Regions from separate parts of the Homo sapiens genome. Here region 1 is linked to region 2. A link is a contact called in ENCODE Hi-C or POLR2A ChIA-PET data. All regions are on one chromosome and are shown on one strand. The core of a region is the stretch at or near the end of the contact, and the rest is flanking DNA. Distances in the headings are between cores, read along the strand shown. Region 1 holds the start of TLNRD1 (talin rod domain containing 1). Region 2 holds the start of STOML1 (stomatin like 1).

What was found. Hi-C counts contacts between places; a loop is a spot of excess contacts on that map. ChIA-PET counts read pairs that join two places held with the same protein, here RNA polymerase II (POLR2A). Pooled maps may share reads with other maps.
Region 1: a loop to region 2 is called in a pooled map, with 7 times the contacts of the local background. The contact joins the promoter of TLNRD1 here to the promoter of STOML1 in region 2. A Hi-C loop is called at or near these places in 5 of 50 pooled maps. POLR2A ChIA-PET finds 5 or more read pairs at or near these places in 2 of 52 experiments (BJ and activated T-cell).

Annotation. Positions count from the first base shown.
Region 1 is chr15:80,999,580-81,002,279 of GRCh38, forward strand. TLNRD1 (talin rod domain containing 1) reads left to right here and starts at 1,344. Exons shown (of 1, transcript NM_022566.3): 1 at 1,344-2,700. The coding sequence starts at 2,693. It overlaps LOC128071545, which reads left to right and starts at 2,563. Exons shown (of 1, transcript NM_001414893.1): 1 at 2,563-2,700. The coding sequence starts at 2,563. The coding sequence ends at 2,700. RefSeq lists silencers at 972-1,661, 1,702-2,161, 2,512-2,641.
Region 2 is chr15:73,991,032-73,993,731 of GRCh38, forward strand. It overlaps STOML1 (stomatin like 1), which reads right to left and starts at 1,264. Exons shown (of 7, transcript NM_004809.5): 1 at 1,060-1,264. The coding sequence starts at 1,192. RefSeq lists enhancers at 541-670, 731-800 and a silencer at 931-1,490.

The sequences.
Region 1 (2,700 bases), core at 94-2,593, 7.0 Mb after region 2:
CCAGGTTTGAACCTGCTGTTCATGGTTAATTTATTAATAGCATGTCTCACAGTTCATTCTCAGAAATGCTTGGATATGGCCGATAAATTGAAACGTCATCCTAGTTAAAAGTAACGTTTTTAACTGGCTGGAGAAAGGTGACTTGGGGTTCTAGGAAGGGACAGAGGAACAAACATTCTGTTGGCTCAGCACGCCCAGCCTGTGTTGGGCTGGGCACCTTAGAGGACCTGTTTCAGGACTGCGTGACTGGCGTTTTGCTGGGAGTAGCCCAGGTGTTTTAACCACTTCCTGAAGAACAAGGTTCGGTAAAAAGAGGCTGGGGCGTAGGCGTGGGTTCCTGTCCCTGCCATATGCTGTCTTCCTGATCTTCGGAAGTCACTTCAAGCACCTGATCATCAGTTTCCTTATCTGTAAAACTGGAGTAGTAATGTTTCCCTCCAAACGCCGTCGTATTTAATTCATTTAACAGCAGCCACTATTATTCCATTATACAGACGAATAAATAGACGTTATGAGAGGGCAAAGTGCGCTGATCAGGGCTCATAATAATTCTAACAGCTACTGTTTAGGAACCAAGTACTCAAGCAGCCTGTGCACAATCTCTAATTTCTAGAAGAGAAGACGGATACTTGGAAAGAGAACTTGAACAATGTCATGGAACTCATAAATGGCTTGAGAAAGGCTGATCCTAGGAAATCTGCTTCAGAACCCGCGCTCTCACTGCATAAGGCGTATTTCAAGGGAGGAACGGGCAGGCATCTAGCACCACTCTTCGGACTCCCCATCCAGTGCTCTTTTCCTCTTTTCGTTACACTGCACTGCTGGTCGGAAACCCATCGTGGAAGTGGATCAAACACAACAAAGGGCAGGGGGCGTTGGAAAACCGGGCGAAGTCGCGCAGACCGAGACGACCCACCGGCCCCAGCAAATCACCAGGGGCCGAAATCCAGTGTCCTCCTCCCTTCAGCCCAGAAGCCAGGTCACCTTTTAGACTTGCTCTCTTGGCGGGGAGGAAGCGTGGAGCCCCCTGGTCCGGCTAAGAGCTTACGTAAGGCCCGCGGGCGGCTGCGCCCCGGTCTCCCATGGGTGTGCGCAGAGCCCCCGGGCCGGAGCAGGCCTTCCCCTGTCCGCTCCCCCAGTCTCTCGGCCCAGGACCACGGGGGAGTTCAGGACCACCGGCCCCACGCCGGCAGCGTCCGCGTTGGGCGGCGGCGTCCCCCGCAGCCACCCAGCTTCCCGGGGGAGGAGCAGCGCATCGCGCAAGCATCCGGGAGCGGCGGAGGGGGCGGGAGGAAGGGCGAGAGGAGGAAGCGGGATTTAAACGAAAGGCGGTGACGCCACACAAAAGATTTCTATAGGCTCCAGGGAGGTTACGGCCGAGGCGGCGGCGGCGGCGAGCCCGGGGGCGAGGCGCGGACGGGAACAGGAAAAGCCTCCGGCAGCCCCTGCGGGCGGCGGCGCAGCCACGGCCGCGCTCCGAGGTGAAGCCGCGCGCGGAGAGGAAGCGGGTGTTTTCCCCTCTGCCTTTCGGCCCCCGCCCTTCCTTTCAGTTTCTGCCCGCTCGCTCGGAAGTTGGCGGTTGACAAAAATGGCAGGAGCCGGGGCCCGGGCCGGTTGCCGCAGCGCCGCGGGGACCTTCTGAGTTGGCCCGGTGGCAGGGAGACTCGTGCAGGGGCGTCCGATGCGCGGGGCCCGGGGCCTCGGGAGAGCTCAGCTGCTGCGGGCCCCAGACGAGGCGACAGGGATGGACTTGCGTAGACAGCCAGCGCCGGGCCGCCGGGCGCGCGGTCTGGGAGGGCGTGCCGCCGCGGCGCCGGGCCGCGCTCTGTGAACCGGCGAGGCGGGAAGGGGCCGCCGTGGTGCTCGGCACGCCCGGGCGTGTGGCGGGCGGGCGAGAGCTTGAGCGCGATCCGGGCGGCCGCTGTGCGCAATCAGTGCAGGCTCCCGCCCGACTCTGACTCGGCGCGGCCGCGACAGTGCCGGCCACACCCTCTGCCCCGCTGCCGCCGGCGCCGCTTCCCAAGAGCTGGAGGCAGGAGATGCGCCCGGGGCGGCCGCGCGTCCCAGAGAGCCAGCCCCGGCCGCCGTCGCGGGGAAGTGCCGCCTGGTGGGGTCACGGCGCCTGAAGCCCACGTGCGCCGCCGAGCCCGAGGTGGCCTCGAGCGCGGCGGCTGACAGCACAGCCCGCCTGAGCTGCCTCCCGCGCTCCTCCCCGAGGAAAGGATTTTGATTTCAAAGAAAGGAAGGAAGGAAGGACAACTCCCAGCTTCCCCGTCCCGCCCTCCCCGCTCCGAGGGCCGCGCCAGGCCATGCCCAAGAAGGCGGCGGCGGCGGCGAACCAGCAGAAGGGACTTTCCTGGCAGCCCGGCGACGAGGAGCGCGGACAGTGAGTTTGCTCTGCCCCGGTTCATGGTTCCTGCAAGCCCTCTAGGAGGCCGAAAGCTGCAGCCCCTCCCCTTGCCCCGAAGAGCCTTCCGCGTTCTCTCGCCCTCGGGCCCACCCCGCGCCGCCCGGGCTCCCGCCGCCGCAGCCCAGTGCCCTCTGCCCGCGGCGGTGGATGGCATGATGGTGCGGGGAAGGCACCGCGGCCTTGGCCAGCTGAGTCGCGACGGCCGCCGGGGCGGCGGCAGTGGCCGCGGCAGCGGCGGTGGTAGCGGGCTCCCCAGCGGCATGCCAGTGCCCCCCGGGCGCGATGGCTAG
Region 2 (2,700 bases), core at 14-2,513:
ATGCCTTAATGACCATTAAAAAATGCCTATTTCACGAGATGGCGCCACTGCACTCCAGCCTGGGGGACAGAGCGAGACTCCATCTCAAAAAAACAACAAACAACAAAAAACAAAAACAAAAAAAAACCCTGCCTATTTCAATTCAAGAAAATTGTTAGGGGTCGGGGTCAGGGGCAGGGCTAGAAAGATGAGGCTTATCCAAGCCAAATGTCCTGGCCCCTGGAGATTCAGGAGCCCAAGTTGGGAGCAAAGCCGAGACAGCTCCAGAATCTGGGATGAGGTTATTTGCCGCTTTCCTCCCAACCCTGGACAGGAAGCAGTCGGGAGCCCTGCTCCATTCTTCCAGGAAGCCCTGCCCTCTGGGCTAAGCCCCAGAGCACTGAGGCTCCACTTTGTGCCTGGCTCTGATCCACCAGGCCTCTCAAGAGACTTCTGGATAGGGAGAGCTTTCAGGACAGGAAGGCCAGGGAGGGATCAAATCCAAGGTTAGGCGGTTAGGCTGAACAGCGTGGGATCTGGCCTGTAGGCCAAAGGAGCCACAGAAGACTTTGAGGGCAAGACAGAAGCAGGGCAGATCCAACAGGCAGCTGAGGACCTGTCATTTTGGCCTGCACATCCAGGAGATGCCTAGTTCCCGGGCTTCTAGAGGTGCCCCCTAGGGCGAAAATTCTTCCATTTCCCTGCAGCAGGTGCCTTTAGGGTGCTGGTGGCCTCCTCTGCCTAGACCTCGGTTTCTTCTATGCGAAATAGAAACCTGAAACGTCTTCCCAGGCCTAAAGGGCTGATAAGAGCCGAGGACAAATGTGGTGAGGTGAGGTTTTGGAAGATAGGAGCAACGCTGGCTGGCTCTGGGGCCAAAGCCCCATGACCCTAGGGAGGGCGGATCGGCGCTAGCACCAGGCGCCGGGTCCAGCCCCCTCTCCACATCGTATCCCTTTCTCAGTCCCCCCTCGTAGGGTGCGACGGCACCGGGCCGGCCGACTCCTCGGAGGCAGAGATTCGGGCCTGGGGGTTGCCGGCCGGTCCCCCCCGGCTCCGCCGTGCCAGGCGGCCACTCACCGGCCCCTGTCCCCACGCCGCCCCGCTCCGGGGACAAGCAGCCCTTCTGCGAGCCCAGAAAGCCGAAGCTCGACTGCTGGAAGCGGTCAAAATCACCCAGGGGCAGCGCCCGGTACCCAGACCTGCCGAGCATGGCTTTTGACAGGAGACACGCCCCGCGCCTCCGCGCGGCGCCCTCCCTGGCCAGTGGGCCCTACGCGGCCCCGCCCTCCTGGCTGCTGCTTCCGGCTTCACCCGCGCGGCCACCCGCGGCGGCGCGGGCGCAGGAAGAGGAGGCCGGCCGGGGCCCGCTTCCGCCGTCGCATGGCTCCCCCTGCGCTGGGAGGACCGAACTGCAGCCCAGGGCTACTGGGTGTGATCGGCGTTCCTCGGACCCCGCTGGGGTCATCGCCTCCTCCCCTCTTCTCCTACTCAGCCCTAGAAAAGCTGGAGGGGAAGCTGGGCACGGTGGCTCACTCCTATAATCCATCAATTTGGGAGACTCAGGCAGGAGGATCGCTTGAGGCCAGGAATTCAGGACCATCCTGAGCAACATAGTGAGAGCCCATCTCTACAAAAAATTTTTAAAAATTAGCCTGGCGTGGGATGCCTGCCTGTGGTCCCAGCCACTTGGGAGGCTGAGGCGGGAGGATCTCTTGAGTCCAGGAGTTTGAGGCTGCAGTGAGCTATGATCGTGCCACTGCACTGCAGTCGGAGCGAGAGAGCAAGATCTCATCAGGGTTTACAGGAAGCCAATCTTCTCCAGGATCAAGGACATGCTATATCAGCCTTCTCAGCACTCCTTCTCTCACACTGGAGGCAGGACATGCCATATCTGGACTTTGGGTTTCTCTGGGACATAGTCTGCAAATTATTCCTCTTTGTGAACCCACAGCCCAGCAAGCAGGGACTGGCATAGGGCAGGTCTCAATACTTATTTGTTAAGTAATGGCCTGGCCAGGTCACCGTGATCAAGGTGGAGTAGGAAGGCCTGAACTTTGGCACAAAAAGAAAGAAGTTTCACATGCAGACTTCGGGGAGCATGGGAGTGTAAGGAAGAAGGGGATAGCACAGAGCTACATGAGGGCAGGGGCCCCAGAGCACCACAGAGGTGAGGCCCTCAGTCCTGCAGGTCCAGAAAGAGCATGCCCCTTGATCCAGGTACCTGGAATTAACTTGCCTCTCCAGGGCTTGAGAAAACCTGAATGCAACTCGTGAATTTCCTTTGAGAAGTGTTAACTTCCAACAGGACTTTGGGGTAGTCTGGGAGCAGGCTATCTTCCAAAGCAAGCAAAGAAATGAATAAAGCTTCCCCAGCTCTGCCTCCTCAGCCAATCGCCTCTGGCCTCCGAAGCCCCATCCTGCCATAGCCCACTTCCAGGTCCCTTGTGCAGATGGCTGCCCACCATATTTGGCTTTCATGGACTGATTCTCTAAAGGCCTGGGAGTACTGACCAGGCTGGAGGGAAGGGCAGGCTCCTGAGGCCTTACAGTCCCTAGGAAGTTGCGTATCTGCCCAACCCCTGCTCTCCACCCTGCAGACTGTAAGGTTTACAAGAGCCAGGCCCTATCATCATCCTTTCTAGTCTGTTTCTAAGTTGGAACAGAGTACGGAATGGGTACACAGGAGCCAGCACAGTGGTTGCGATGGTTTAAGTTTGA